5 separate regions of the Homo sapiens genome follow, and all the other regions are linked to region 5. A link is a contact called in ENCODE Hi-C or POLR2A ChIA-PET data. All regions are on one chromosome and are shown on one strand. The core of a region is the stretch at or near the end of the contact, and the rest is flanking DNA. Distances in the headings are between cores, read along the strand shown.

Region 1 (2,700 bases), core at 107-2,606, 190 kb before region 5:
GGAAACTGATCCAATCTTAGAAAGAAATATGACAATTCGCCAAGGCATAGAACAAGATGCTCCCTCTGTATCATTAGTTAAACAAGAAGCTGGCAAGCATGGTTCAGGCTATTCTTGATAGTTTTTACACAAAGAAATACAACACACACACACACACATATTTTTTCTTAGGGTCTCACTCCTGTCGCCTATGCTGGAGTATAGTGGCACAATCACAGCTGACTGCAGCCTCAACCTCCTGGGCTCAAGTGGTCCTCCCACTTCAGCCTCCTTGGTAGCTGGGACTACAGGCATGCACCACCATGCCTGGCTAGTTTTTATAGAGACAGGGTTTCACTATGCTGCCCAGGCTGGTCTCAAACTCCTGAGCTCAAGTGATCCTCCCTCCTTGGCCTCCCAAAGTGTTGGGATTACAGGCGTGAGCCACTGCTCCCAGCCTACAGTTATATTTTCAATGTTTCTAATGTTCTAAATTGAAGTATAAGAAAGAGATGTTAGTTTTACCTAGTTTTTCATTTCCTTAAACATTTATAGCCAACAGTAAGAGAGTTTTAGTGTTTTGACAGAAGATTGTTAAAGGTCACAGAATAATCTTATTTTATCCTGTTGGTGATTGAGATCTTTTTGTACACTTTCAGTTTGCACGGTCATTCTTACAGTCCACATGAATGTGCAAAGTGAGATTGGCTGTGTTATTTGTATCATCATCATCAGCATCATCATGTTCTCCACCAGGCAAGTGGGGTAAACACCCAGGATGCAAGGCCAGGGGTTGAACTCTTTTTGACTCCCTTTTCTTTTTTCTTTCTTTTTTTTTTTTAATTTTTATTTTTGTATTTTGAGACAGGGTCTTGCTCTGTCGCCCAGGCTGGAGTGCAGTGGTGCGATCTCAGCTCACTGCAACCTCTGCCTTCCAGGTTCAAGCGTTTCTCCTGCCTCAACCTCCTGAGTAGCTGGGATTACAGGTGCCCGCCACCACCCCTAGCTAATTTTTGTATTTTCAGTAGAGACAAGGTTTCACCATGTTGGCCAGGTTGGTCTTGAACTCCCGACCTCAGGTGATCCACTCAGCCTCCCAGAGTGTTGGGTTTACAGGCGTGAGGCACTGCGACAGGCCCTCCTTTTCTGACCCTGGGCAAAAAGGCCCCTGCAAAGTTCCAGGCCAAGGCCCTCTCAGCCCTGGCCAACATTGTCCTCTCTCTGCAGAGGCTGGGATACTCTACAGTCCCAGGAAGCTTCCAAAAAGGAGAGCTCAGTTTACAACCAATAAAAATAACTCAGGGGTGACAAACAGCTCCAGGGCCCCAGGGGACGCTCTTATGCAATCTGCCTTGATTTCACAAGCCCTACATGGAGCTGTCAGCAGAGGCAGACTGAGATGCACGCCCTGGCTGACACCACAGGGCAAGGCCCCTCTGGCTGCAATGACTGGGAACAGTGACTTTGGCTGTGACTGGAGGTGGCTCATTTACAACAGAAGACATGCAAAAATAGCGCAGCTGATGGATTGGTTGGTTGTTGGTTGACTGACTGATTTAAATACATAGTATTTCTTTTTCTTTTTAGGCAAAGTATACTAACAATGGATGATCTCAGTAGAAAATTCAGAGTATGCATAGGCCAAAAGGAAACAAATAAAAACTACCAGCTGGGCGTGATGGTTCACACCTGTGATCCCAGGATTTTGGGAGGCCGAAGCGGGAGGATTGCTTGAGCCCAGATGTTTGAGACCAGATTGGGCAATATAGGGAGACCTCAGCTCTACAAAACACAAAAAAATTAGCTGGGCATGGTGGTGCACACCTATGGTCCTAGCTACTTGAGAGGCTGAGCCTGGAGGATCACTTGAACCTGGTAGGTCAAGGCTGCAGTGAGCTATGATTATGCCACCACACTCCAGCCTGGGCAATAGAGCAAGACCCTGTCTCTAAACACAATAAAATACAAACTACCCATAGTCCAACTACCGAGAGAGCACCACTGTTACTTTCAGCCTTTCAGGCTTTTCTAGAAGCCAAAAGCATATAGTGCCGAGCTTCAGACTCTGATGCCAGACCACCTGAGTTCCACTCCTAGGCTGCTTAACATCTCTTGCACCATCTTCCCATCAGTGAAATGGGAATATCAATCACAGCCTTTATTACTTTGTTGTATGGTTAGGGATTTTCTGTTTTTTACTGTGAAAGAGGTCAAGAGGAAGAGCCTTGTGGTTAAGTCTTTGTGTACATTCTTTTCTTTTTCTTTCTTTCTTCTTTTTTTTTGAAATGGTGTCTCACTCTGTCGCCCAGGCTGACATGCAATGGCGCCATCATGGCTCACTGCAGCCTCAAGCTCCTGGGCTCAAGCAGTCTCCCTACCTCAGCCTCTCATGTAGCTGAGACTACAGGTATGTAGTCTCACACTTGGCTAATTTTTAAAATTTTTGTAGAGATGGGGTCTCACAAGTTTACCTAGGCTGGTCTTGAACTTCTGGCCTCAAGTGATCCTTCTGCCTTGGCCTTCCAAAGTGTTGGGGTTACAGGTGTGAGCCACTGCACCTCGCCTGTGTACATTTGGAATGATATCTTAGGATAAATTATTGGGAGGGCAACTACAGTGTCTAAGAGAGTACCCATTTTGTTTCATCTCCTGCCAAATCAGGAAACTGATTAAAATGAGCTACTTGGTGACTGGTAAATTAAATGAGCTATGCTGTGGCCC
Region 2 (2,700 bases), core at 99-2,598, 240 kb before region 5:
AACCTTTTTCTATTTGAGCTCTCAGTGGATGACATGACGCTCACCTGGATTGGTGAAGGCAAACATTATTCAATCTACCGATTCAAATGCTAATCTCTTCTGGAAATACCCTCACGGACATACCCAGAAATAATGTTTTACCAGCCATCTGGGCATCCCTTAACCTAGTCCAGTAGACACATAAAATTAATCATCACACATGGAAGTCTGGTCACTTCACATCTCTTCACAGCGACGGCGGCTCCAGTTTCCAGTCCAAATCAGTGTACGTGCTAGGGGGCTTTCTGCACAGCTTTTGGGTGGGGTAGTCAATCGAAGAGATCAAGTTTGCATGCTGGAATATTTTAGTTGCTGAGATATTTCAATGGTTTGTGAAGACCATGGGGAAATAAACATTTAAAATTAAAAGTGGCTTGGAAAATCAAGGCAGTTTCTCAGCGGTAGTCCCCCGTTGACAGAAATATTTGGGACACTTGTTATAATTTCTTTATTTCTACCCAGACTTATTTAATCAAACCTTGGAGGTGAGAACCAGAGCTCTAATACACACCAATACCGTATTTATAGTTAGCATCAAAGTAAAGGGAAGTTTGAGGTGATTTACACCAAATCCAAACTCAGTGATATCCGAGTAAGTGAAATTTGACTATATTTTAATATTGCAATCTCCCTGCATTTTTCTTGCCACTGATAGCTACATCCACCCTTTTGCTTTAAATTCCTTCTATTTTCCAATCCCTTCTGTCAGACAGCTAAAAAAAAAAAATGGTTACAATATTCTTAGAAAACTGTGCTTCAGAGAAAGCAGTGAGGTTACTCAATTGTTTCTCCTCTGTTAATTTGAGAATCTTAAATTATGCATGTTGTTTTGCACACATTTGCATGTTCAATTCACATGCCTGAGTTATTCGTCTACAAGATAAAACCAAGCATAGTAATTCAAGTAACCTGTGTCTGATTTCTCTTCACCCAAATTTCAGGGCTAACCGAGTTGCAGTTAAAGAATGGATAATTAAATCACTTGGGAAGCGCAGGGGAGTGCTGGTGGATAGGAAAGATGGGGTTACTGAGCCAACTCCTGCCTCCATCCCGTCTGGATTGTCAATCGTTTCTCCTTCCATGACCTGCTGGATTTCATAACCTCCACGAGGCCCCTTTCCCAGAAGGGACTCACTGTCCTGGTTACAATCCTTAAATCTAGCTGGGCAGGAAGGCCAGGAGTGGAGTTTGTCCTCTGCCTGGTGTGGATAACCTTGAACATAAAGAAACCACCACAATACAAACGGCCCTGAAATCTGAACCAATGCCACCGCAATATGCAGATGAGAAAGTCAGAACCATTCCTCCATTGGCTGACTGCCGGCCTGACGTCACAGTGGCCCAGCCCAGCGTGGCCAGAAGTGCTGTGGGCAACTTTCTGGACAAGTTGGAAAGCTTGTGTGTGTGGGTGTGTGTGTGTGTGTGTGTGTGTGGGTGTGTGTGTGTGGGGGGGGGGGGGTCTTTTTTTTTTTATCAGCTGGTGCTGGTTTCCTGCATTTCCTGTGTTACGGGGGGGGAAAAAGGTGTTTATGTACAGCAAGAACTGATGAACTCAGGGCTGAAGAGCATTTTGTTCTCTGTGGCAGCTCTATCCCTTTCCTTAGGGGAGATCTATGTTAGAAACAAAAATGTCATAGGGGAAGGTTGTGAATTCTAAATGAACTGTGGGGACCTCACGAACCTCTTCAGCTTAGTGGTTTCCAGGAAGCCCCAGGCTGAGCCAAACTTTGTGACTTAGCTGGTGTGAGTCTTTGGCTGTGATCTTGACCACAAACTTCAAGATATGCAGGCATGGGAGGCTGGGGGCCTTTTTTATTTTTCTCTACCTCACTTTGCCAGGTTCAATGCAAAGACAGAATCCAATCCTCTGATCTGTGAACTTCTGACGATTCCCCGCCCTCAATGTGCTGGTGGTAGGAAAATTTCCTCTTCTCTTTTCTTTTCTTTCTTTCTCTTTCTCTCTTTCTTTCTCTTTCTTTCTCCCTCCCTGCCTTCCTGCCTTCCTTCCCTCCCTCCCTCCTTTTCTTTCTTTTCTTTTCTTTTCCCTTCTTTCCTTTCTTCCTTCCTTCCTTCCTTCTTTCTGTTTCTTTTAGACGGAGTCTCGCTCTGTCGCCCAGGCTATAGTGCAATGGCACGATCTCAGCTCACTGCAAGCTCCACCTCCCAGGTTCACGCCATTCTCCTGCCTCAGCCTCCCGAGTAGCCTGGACTACAGGTGCCCGCCACCACGCCCGGCTAATTTTTTAATTTTATTTATTTATTATTTTTTTTTGAAGAGGCGGGGTTTCACCATGTTAGCCAGGATGGTCTCAATCTCCTGACCTCGTGACCCACCTGCCTCGGCCTCCCAAAGTGCTGGGATTACAGGCGTGAGCCACCGCACCGGTCTTCCTTCCTTCCTTCCTTCTTTCTTTTTCTTTCTTTCTTTCCCTCCCCGCCCTCCCTCCATTCCTTCCTTCTTCTTTCTTTCTTTCCCTCCCCTCCCTCCCTCCCTCCCTTCCTTCCTTCTTTCCCTCCCCTCCGCTTCCTCCCTTCCTTCCTTCCTTCTTTTTCTTTCTTTCTTTCCCTCCCCTCCCTCCCTCCCTTCCTTCCTTCTTTCTTTTCTTTCTTTTTTTTCTGACAGAGTCTTGCTTTATCACCCAGGCTGGAGTGCAGTGGCAC
Region 3 (2,700 bases), core at 200-2,699, 220 kb before region 5:
TTCCCAGCCCTGGGAGCTTTATTTCAAGCTGAGATACAATGACACATCATGTTCCTTTTCTCTTTCCTTCTTCTTTTTAATAAAGCTGTTTTGTGTCTCCACACCACCCCCCTTCTGCATTCCTTGCATCTTAGTCTTCCCGTCCCCCTCCTGTAGGAAATGTCTAGGATTCTCTCACTGGGGTGTAATGGTTAAATTGCTACCAGCTGATTAAACAGCAGCAGTCGAAGCTGTAATCCTCAGCGTTCAGGAACCTGGGAAGGCAGGGACGAGTGCCCTGACCGCTTAGCCCCTGCTGACCCCCCTGCCAGGCGCCCGCCCAGTTTCACCCCTTTCATTTGTCCCGGGTTGCTTAATAGAATCTGCTGGGAAGGGGCGAGGGGCTGAGAAGGAAGAGGAAGGAGGAGGGAAGAGGGAACAGGCAAGAGGGGAGGAGGAGAGGGTCCCTCCACCAGCTCTGGTTCAACCTCCAAGGAATGTTGCTCCCACCCCTGTCCCTTTCCTGCCCCCCTGTAAAACCACACACACACACACACACACACTCTCACACACGCACATACTCACATTAGCGTACACACTCACATGTTCACACACTTACAGATACTTGCATATACTCACAGCCACACACACACACCCACATGCTCCCTTGTTCATACACACAGCCACGCACACACTTTCTCAAACTCATACATACAGACACACATACACACTCATGCTCACACACAGTCACATATGCATAAACGCATGATCACACACACACAGCCACACACATTCACACACTTTGATACCCCCCAGAGCCAGTCTCTTTCTCATTCTCTGCAGAATGAAGACCACATGAAGGAGAAATCCCACCTGCCCTGCTGCTCCTCCTGGGAAAGCTTCCTCCCCGCACCTGCCCCCCATATAGGGAAGGGTCAGAAAGATGGGAACTGTGAGATCAGAGACCGGTCTGGGAAGCGGGAAAGTGCAGGCTTTGGGTGCAGGCAGCCAGCTGCAGGATCCTGGAGTCAGGACTTCCTTTCTTCCTGCCTCTCTGAGGATCGAGTGGGAAAAACACCCAGCCCAGTCAGGCAGGCACAAAACATGTGTTACCTCGATGATCTGTGCTGGGTGCTGGGGTGCAGTGCAGCTGGCATAGCCTTCTGCACCCTTGAAAGCAACGTGTCCCTTGGGCTCCTTGATGGACACTTCCCACCCTTGGCTCTTCACCTGCAAACTGACCTGTGACCATCATATGAGACCCTGGGTGTGCAAAGGTGTGGCCACAACTTAGCACATGCCAGGGTCCCACGACGATGGTTTTCCTGTATGATTAACGTTGCTGTCGATTCAGGCTCTGGACTAAGAATAGCAGGGGGCAGCCAGCCTCCTTGGGAAAGTTTATTTCCGTGGAAAGTATAGTTCAGATGAGTGAGGATCTGGCCTCGATTCATCCTCCCTCCCTCACACTTAGTCAGAAACCAGGGAAGGGCCTACTGGATGGAGGGGGAATTGGCTCACAAGCACTGGAAGTTTGCCACTGCTCCAAGTACGCTGCTCTCTGAAGCAACCTTTCTCTTTCCCCTGGGAGAAAAAAGCCTCCAAGCAGGGTGTAGGAGAGGGCAGAGGGAATGGCTGCCGAGGGCCCTAGGCCAGCCTTATTTCTGTGCAGCGGGTTGAATGGTGTCTCCCATTCATGTCCACCTGGAAACTCAGAATGTGACCTTTTTTGGAAACAGGGTCTTTGCAAATATCATTCAGGTAAGAATGAAGATGACATCATACTGGGTTAAGGTGAGCCTTTTTCTTTTCTTTTCTTTTCTTTTCTTTCTTCTTTCTTTCTTTTTTTTTTTTTTTGAAACAGAGTCTCACTCTGTCACCCAGGCTGGAGTGCAGTGGCGTGATCTCGACTCACTGCAACCTCCGTTTACCAGGTTCAAGTGATTCTCCTGCCTTAGCCTCCAGAGTAGCTGGGATTACAGGTGCCCACCACCACGCCCAGCTAATTTTTGTATTTTTAGTAGAGATGGGGTTTCACCATGTTGGCCAGGCTGGTCTTGAACTCCTGGCCTCAAGCGATCCTCTGGCCTCAGCCTCCCAAAATGCTGGGATTACAGGAATGAGCCACCATGCCCAGACCAAGGCGAGCCTTAAATCCAGTGTGAGTGTCCTAAAGAAAGCTAGAGAAGGACCTAGAGACTGTGAGGATAGAGGTCGACATTGGAGTGATGCAGCCGCGAGCTAAGGAACTCCAGGAGCCACCAGAAGCTGGAAGGATACTGGAAGTGACATTTTGATTTTGGACTTCTGGCCTCCAGAACTGGGAGAGTAACACATTTCTGTTGTTTTCAGCCATGCAGTGTGCGGTAATTTGTTACAGTAGCCACAAGAAACTAATATGCTTTGCAAAGCATGTGTCAATGATCCCATTTTACAGATAGGAAAACCAAGGCACAGCGAGGGAAAATTTGCCTAAAAATCACACAGTTGGTTGGAAGTGAAGCCAGGATTCCAGCCCAGGTCTGTGTGATTCCAGCACCTGGACCCTGGACCACCGAGTTCACAGAGAAGGGACATTTCTGCAGGGGAGAGCTGTGGTCAAAGAGAGGAATAAAGGCAAGTGTTGGCTTCCTCAGAAAGCGGCAAACAGACCGGCAAGGAAGCTGTGGCAAGGGGTCTGGGAGATGGGACCCACTGTCTCAGACATCTTCCCCTAGGCTT
Region 4 (2,700 bases), core at 102-2,601, 170 kb before region 5:
TGGAGAAAGTTTTCAGATGAGACAATAACGCTGTGTCAGTGTTCATTCCCTACGTTTGATCATTGTATTGTGGTTTTGTAAGACAATGTTGCTTGTTTTTAGGAAATTCAGAGTGAAGTATTTCACAGAGGTGTGATGTCTGAGAAAACAAGCATTTTTCTCCTCTTTATAGCTGTATCTACAGAGACAGGGGTGGGGGGTGGGGGAAGGATACAGCAAAGTGGTAATGTGGTAACATTTGGGAAATCTGGGTGACAGGTACATGGGAATTCTTTGTATTGTTCTTGCAACTTTTTCCTAAGTCTGAAATTATATTTCAATAAAAAGTAAATTGGGTTGGGCACAGCGGCTTACACTTGTAATCCCAGTGCTTTGGGAGGCCAAAATGGGAGGATCGCTTAAGGCCAGGGGTTTGTGACTAGCCTGGGAAACATAGCGAGACCCCCATCTCTACTAAAAAGTAAAAAAAATTATCTGGCTGCGGTGGCGTGCGCCTATAGTCCCAGCTACTTGGGAGGCTGAGGTAGGAGGATGACTTGAGCTCAGGAATTCAAGGCTGCGGTGAGCAGAGATCACACCACTGGGTGCCAGCCTGGGCGACAGAGCAAGACCCTGTCTGAAAAATAAATAAATAAATGCATAAAGTAAGAAGTTAATTAAAAAAAAAAAGGAAAGCAAATCATCATGTGTGCATGGCTGCTCACTAAGAGGAAAGAACCAGCCGCCTGGGGCAGGACTATTCAGGCTCTTCCTGGAAGTCCCTGGCTCAGAGCAGACTCTTGCCCCTTTCCCCTGTCCCTCTGCCTCTGGTGGCACGCATGTGACAAGGAGCCACTGACCAGCCTGGCTGCCCGCAAGGCCTGGAGCCCGGCATCTGGAAAGGATCAGCTGCCACCGCTAAACTCACCCCTCCACCCACAGCTCATTCCCGGAGTCTCTGAAGGCGGGGCTGAGCTTTGGGGGTTTCGCAATAAGAATCCACACATATTCTTCTGAGGAGGCTGTCAGGAAAAAGCCTTCTCGGGACATCCCTGCAAGCACTTTGCCAAGCCCTCAGTGACACCTTTGCCTTCCTTGCTCATCTGAATTTTGGGGGTTCCTGTTCAGAGGCCACAGAGCACAGGATAACAGAGATGATGGGTGAGCAGATCTTCTGTCAGGACACTTCCTGGGTGGTTTAGCTATTTTGTCTGCCTGGGGCAGGGAGAGAGGAGAGGATCCCTACGGCCCTAGGGGCATCATGAAGTCTCTCCAAGCTTTTGTGCTGAAATGTACATTTTACCTCTCACTTCCATCCTTGCTGCACTTCTAATGCAGTGCAGGCAGCTTTCATGGGATTTGGGCCATGCAGGACTCGCAAGCTCAGCAATGCCAACCATGCACGTTTCTGGGCAGAGCTTCCGGAGGGGCGTGGGCTGGGCTGGAAAGAGCCAGGGGTTTGGAATCCAAGCGAGTCAGGAGGGCAGTCTCCGATTCACCACTTCCAGGCTGGGCAGCATTGGTCTAAAGGCTTCTCCTAGGGCGGAGCTTAATACCCCCATGTGTAAAATGGAAAAAAACAAACACACAAAAACAAATACCCCCATGTGTAAAATGGAAAAAAAAAACACACATGTGTAAAATGGAAAAAAATAAACATTCCTATCGCGAATGAAGCGATAGGAAAGTGCCCGGCATAAAGTAGATTTGTAAAAAGAAACAAAACCAATTCTGTTTTTTTTTTTTTTTTGGTTTTTTTTTTGAGACGGAGTATCGCTCTGTCACCCACACTGGAGTGCAGTAGCGCGATCTTGGCTCACTGCAAACTCCACCTCCCGGGTTCACGCCATTCTCCTGCCTCAGCCTCCCGAGTAGCTGGGACTACAGGTGCCTGCCAACACGCCCAGCTAATTTTTTTGTAGTTTTAGGAGAGACAGGGTTTCACTATGTTAGCCAGGATGGTCTCGATCTCCTGACCTCCTGATCCGCCCGCCTCGGCCTCCCAAAGTGCTGGGATTACAGGCGTGAGCCACTGTGCCCGGCCTAAAACAAAACCAATTCTGCAATTCCATCTGCATTTAGTGAACACTGACTCGGAGCCAGGGGTAGCACGAGGGCCCTCCCAGCTGTGGGAGGATTTAGGTTCAAATCCACGCCTCACCTCTGAATGACTAAGGTTAAATTACCCAATGTAACATATGCCTGGTTTCCCTACCTGGTAACAGGTATAATAATAGCATCCACTGGCCAGATGCAGTGGCTCACGCCCATAATCCCAGCACTTTGGGAGGCTGAGGCAGATGGATCACCTGAGATCAGGGGTTCGAGACTAGCCTGGCCAACATGGTGAAACCCCATCTCTACTATAAATACAAAATTAGCCAGGTGTGGTGGCACGCACCGGTAATCCCAGTTACTTGGGAGCCTGAGGCAGGACAATCGCTTAGAACCCGGGAAGCAGAGGTTGCAGTGAGCCAAGATTGCACTACTGCACTCCAGCCTGGGCAACAGAGTGAGACTCTGTCTTAATAATAATAATAATAATAATAATAATAATAATAATAAATAGCATCAACCTCTTAGACTCCTGTGGGGATCAGCTGAGTCCATACATGTAAATTCACTAACAGTGAATGCTTCTGTAGCAGACATTGCAGGCCAGACACGGGTCTACACTCTTTATTAGTATTGCTCCCATTTTACAGATGAGGAAACTGAGGC
Region 5 (2,700 bases), core at 113-2,612:
TCAATGGCACCACTGCATTGTGACTGAGCCAGGAGTCTTTACCCCAAACCAAGCCAGACTCAAAGCCGCTGCTTCTTCCTTTATGTGGTCCCAGTTAAACTCCTGGCCTTGGCTCTCTGGGTAAAGAGAAAACATAATCCTAACCATCTTCATGACTGATTGGCAATATTTTCACTGTGACTTTTCCTCCAGAGACATGTAAAGATATCACCGTGAGTTTGTAAGATAATCTTTCCTTTAGAGTTCTGCTGTTCCTTGTCATTTTGCCCGTGAGGATGGCCTGTTGGCCGCACGGGGACGACAGTCAAGAGAGAACCGTGACCTTGTTTGCATTGCGTTGCTGATACACACGAGTCTTTGAAACAGGCCATCCATGAGCCTCACAACCTCCTGGCATAGCAGGTATTAATTACTGTTCACCACTTATTGGAGGAGGAAACGGACGTTCCAAGATATTAAATGGCTTGTTCAAGGTCACACAGCTCATGAACGACTGGTTCCAAAGCTCCCTGCCCTCTCCACCGCGCCTGGCCGCTCAGAGCCCATGATGAAGTGATTTGGGTAGAGCGAGGTCAGGCCACATCTGTTAACCAAGTAGCCAGTCCTGGGCTTAAAAATTATTTGTTTCCAACTCTTTTTCTCTTTTCCGTCCCCGTATTGACAGGAACAGCTGTCTTCTTTTTAAAAGGGCTACTTCCATCTCTTTCATTTTATTGTTTCCACGTCTTTGATTGTTTTGGAACAAGTCCGATGGTGGAGACGGAACAGGGAGATCACGAAGACAGCCTCTCCTTTAAAAAATGACCATGATCTCACGCCTCCTCCCAACCCAGTGGAAACTGGAGCACCGCTCAAGGAGACGCTGCTGTCACAGGATCCTGCTTACGGGCACGAAAGCTGGGAAATTTCAGAGCCAATCTGGGCCAGGGGAGGCTGGAGCTCGTGAGCTGGGCTGGAAATGATTCTTCCAGACTGCAGAGAAGACAGTGGCCTGCCCGCCGGCCGGCCTGCCTGCCCTCCCCGAGGCCAACAGGAAATCCCAGAATTTATAGATGACCCCGTTACAAGGCAAGTGTTTTGGAACAAATTGTTCTTCTTTTAAAGCCTTGTTTTCCACTAGTTTTTCTTTCTGGAGTCCAACCGCAACCCCCACGCCCCCCACCCCGCCCCACCCACCCACCCTTTCCACCTTCCCGGTGTCCTTGTTAAACCGGGGCCATGGCGCCACCTGCTGCCTGTCGTGGGCAGCGGGACTCTGCCGGGATCCGGTCTTGGGTCCTCCCCCCACCTCCCTTGTCCCAAAATGGGTGGGAGAGTGACTTTCTGGCTCCTGTCCCGAGGAGGGTTTGTATAAAGATCACGTATCAAGCCTCAAGAGAACTGCTTCCGTAGTTACGTGACCTAAAGACTCATGGCAAACTCTTCCCCCGTCACTTGTCCTCCAGGAGAGCCAGAGCTGGCTGGCAGAAAAGGCAAGTCAGATGGCATCACCATCCAAGGCCAGGTCTCCACTCCCTGAAAACCAAGTATGCCAGCTTTGAACAACCATGTCAACCCAATGAGCCTTGATTTCTTCAGTACCCTCTGTAGCCAATTTGCTAGGTGGTATGGAAAATGGATATGCGTGTGCCTGGCCCATGGAAGGGGCTTAATCAACGTCTGCATCCTTTCTCTCCTATTTGGAATATTCCTTATTGGGAAGGAATAGCTTGGAGGGTCTTAGAGGTGAAGGCCAGACCTCAGAAAACTGGTATATTTATCTCCTTATAAGAATGTAAGCTTCAGCACTTTGGGAGGCCAAGGCGGGCAGATCATCTGAGGTCAGGAGTTTGAGACCAGCCTGGCCAACATGGAAAAACTCCATCTCTACTAAAAATACAAAAATTAGCCAGGCATGGTGGTGCACACCTGTAATCCCAGCTACTCGGGAGGCTGAGGCAGGAGAATCGCTTGAACCAGGAGGTGGAGATGGTAGTGAGCCGTGTACCACTGCACTCTAGCCTGGTCAACAGAGCAAGATTCTCTGTCTCAAAAAAAAGAGTAAGCTTCAAGAGGGTAGGCCACCCCAGTGCAGATAACAAGCCTCAGCAAAGCAGTAAAGGAGCACAGGCTTGAAGTCCTTACACCCCAGCACCCGCTCAGGAGCTAAGTGACCTTGGGCAAGCTCAGTGTCCTTACTTGTGTCTGGGGATAGTAATAGTAATCATACCTCAAAGGGTGGCTGTCGCGCATTGAAATGAGAGAGGGCACGTAAATAATTTAGCAATGGGACTTGTAGGTAGAAAGTGTAGGATTGTAGAGACAACTCTAGCTATAATCATTATTATGAGATGACCACAGTGTCTGACATATAAGCATTTAATGAATATCTGAAAAACAAATGAATGAAAACCTCATAGAAAATAGGTCAGAAGACTTTGCTTAGTTCCATTTCAGCCACCAACTTGCTATGAGACATGAAATACCCCTGTGCCTGCTCTTCCCCATCCAGAAACCTTTCTTTATTGAGGATAAGACTCTCTGATCGGCACCTCAGTTTTCCCACCTGTCAAATGGGCACGACATTCATCTTACCTGTTGCTCAGAGATATGGAGGGGATCTGTTGAGGCATGTATGTGAAGCTGCTTTGAAAAGTTTAAAGAGTAGGCTGGGCATGGTGGGCTCATGCCTGTAATCCGGAACTTGGGAGGACAAAGTGG

What was found. A loop is a pair of places that touch in the nucleus more often than their neighbours do. ChIA-PET counts read pairs that join two places held with the same protein, here RNA polymerase II (POLR2A). Pooled maps may share reads with other maps.
Region 1: a map of PC-3 shows a loop between it and region 5 (8-fold over the local background). The contact joins two enhancer-like sites. A Hi-C loop is called at or near these places in 2 of 168 maps with a recorded cell type or tissue (PC-3 and gastrocnemius medialis), 1 of 37 single-sample maps with no recorded cell type and 8 of 50 pooled maps.
Region 2: a loop to region 5 is called in a map of heart right ventricle, with 2.1 times the contacts of the local background. The contact joins two enhancer-like sites. A Hi-C loop is called at or near these places in 1 of 168 maps with a recorded cell type or tissue (heart right ventricle), 1 of 37 single-sample maps with no recorded cell type and 11 of 50 pooled maps. POLR2A ChIA-PET finds 5 or more read pairs at or near these places in 4 of 52 experiments (AG04449, HEK293, K562 and 1 more).
Region 3: a loop to region 5 is called in a map of endothelial cell of umbilical vein, with 7 times the contacts of the local background. The contact joins two enhancer-like sites. A Hi-C loop is called at or near these places in 5 of 168 maps with a recorded cell type or tissue (PC-3, ascending aorta, chondrocyte and 2 more) and 8 of 50 pooled maps. POLR2A ChIA-PET finds 5 or more read pairs at or near these places in 1 of 52 experiments (WTC11).
Region 4: a loop to region 5 is called in a map of ascending aorta, with 4 times the contacts of the local background. The contact joins two enhancer-like sites. A Hi-C loop is called at or near these places in 12 of 168 maps with a recorded cell type or tissue (Caco-2, Calu3, IMR-90 and 9 more) and 16 of 50 pooled maps. POLR2A ChIA-PET finds 5 or more read pairs at or near these places in 2 of 52 experiments (A673 and H1).

The regions. Positions count from the first base shown.
Region 1 is chr12:116,405,413-116,408,112 of GRCh38, forward strand. No RefSeq gene overlaps it. Among named protein-coding and RNA genes, the nearest start is that of MIR4472-2, 22 kb to the right of the region's middle. Within about 2 kb of position 1,357, at least 7 of the 41 ENCODE cell types and tissues checked have a DNase peak (open chromatin) inside an H3K27ac peak, as active enhancers do; they include PC-3 and gastrocnemius medialis, where a contact is called at or near this core.
Region 2 is chr12:116,357,848-116,360,547 of GRCh38, forward strand. No RefSeq gene overlaps it. Among named protein-coding and RNA genes, the nearest start is that of MIR4472-2, 69 kb to the right of the region's middle. RefSeq lists a silencer at 1,261-1,350. Within about 2 kb of position 1,349, at least 30 of the 41 ENCODE cell types and tissues checked have a DNase peak (open chromatin) inside an H3K27ac peak, as active enhancers do; they include heart right ventricle, where a contact is called at or near this core.
Region 3 is chr12:116,381,927-116,384,626 of GRCh38, forward strand. No RefSeq gene overlaps it. Among named protein-coding and RNA genes, the nearest start is that of MIR4472-2, 45 kb to the right of the region's middle. RefSeq lists an enhancer at 983-1,659. Within about 2 kb of position 1,450, at least 8 of the 41 ENCODE cell types and tissues checked have a DNase peak (open chromatin) inside an H3K27ac peak, as active enhancers do; they include PC-3, ascending aorta and endothelial cell of umbilical vein, where a contact is called at or near this core.
Region 4 is chr12:116,433,485-116,436,184 of GRCh38, forward strand. No RefSeq gene overlaps it. Among named protein-coding and RNA genes, the nearest start is that of MIR4472-2, 6.5 kb to the left of the region's middle. Within about 2 kb of position 1,352, at least 23 of the 41 ENCODE cell types and tissues checked have a DNase peak (open chromatin) inside an H3K27ac peak, as active enhancers do; they include PC-3, ascending aorta and ovary, where a contact is called at or near this core.
Region 5 is chr12:116,598,600-116,601,299 of GRCh38, forward strand. No RefSeq gene overlaps it. Among named protein-coding and RNA genes, the nearest start is that of MAP1LC3B2, 41 kb to the left of the region's middle. Within about 2 kb of position 1,363, at least 28 of the 41 ENCODE cell types and tissues checked have a DNase peak (open chromatin) inside an H3K27ac peak, as active enhancers do; they include PC-3, ascending aorta, endothelial cell of umbilical vein and 3 more, where a contact is called at or near this core.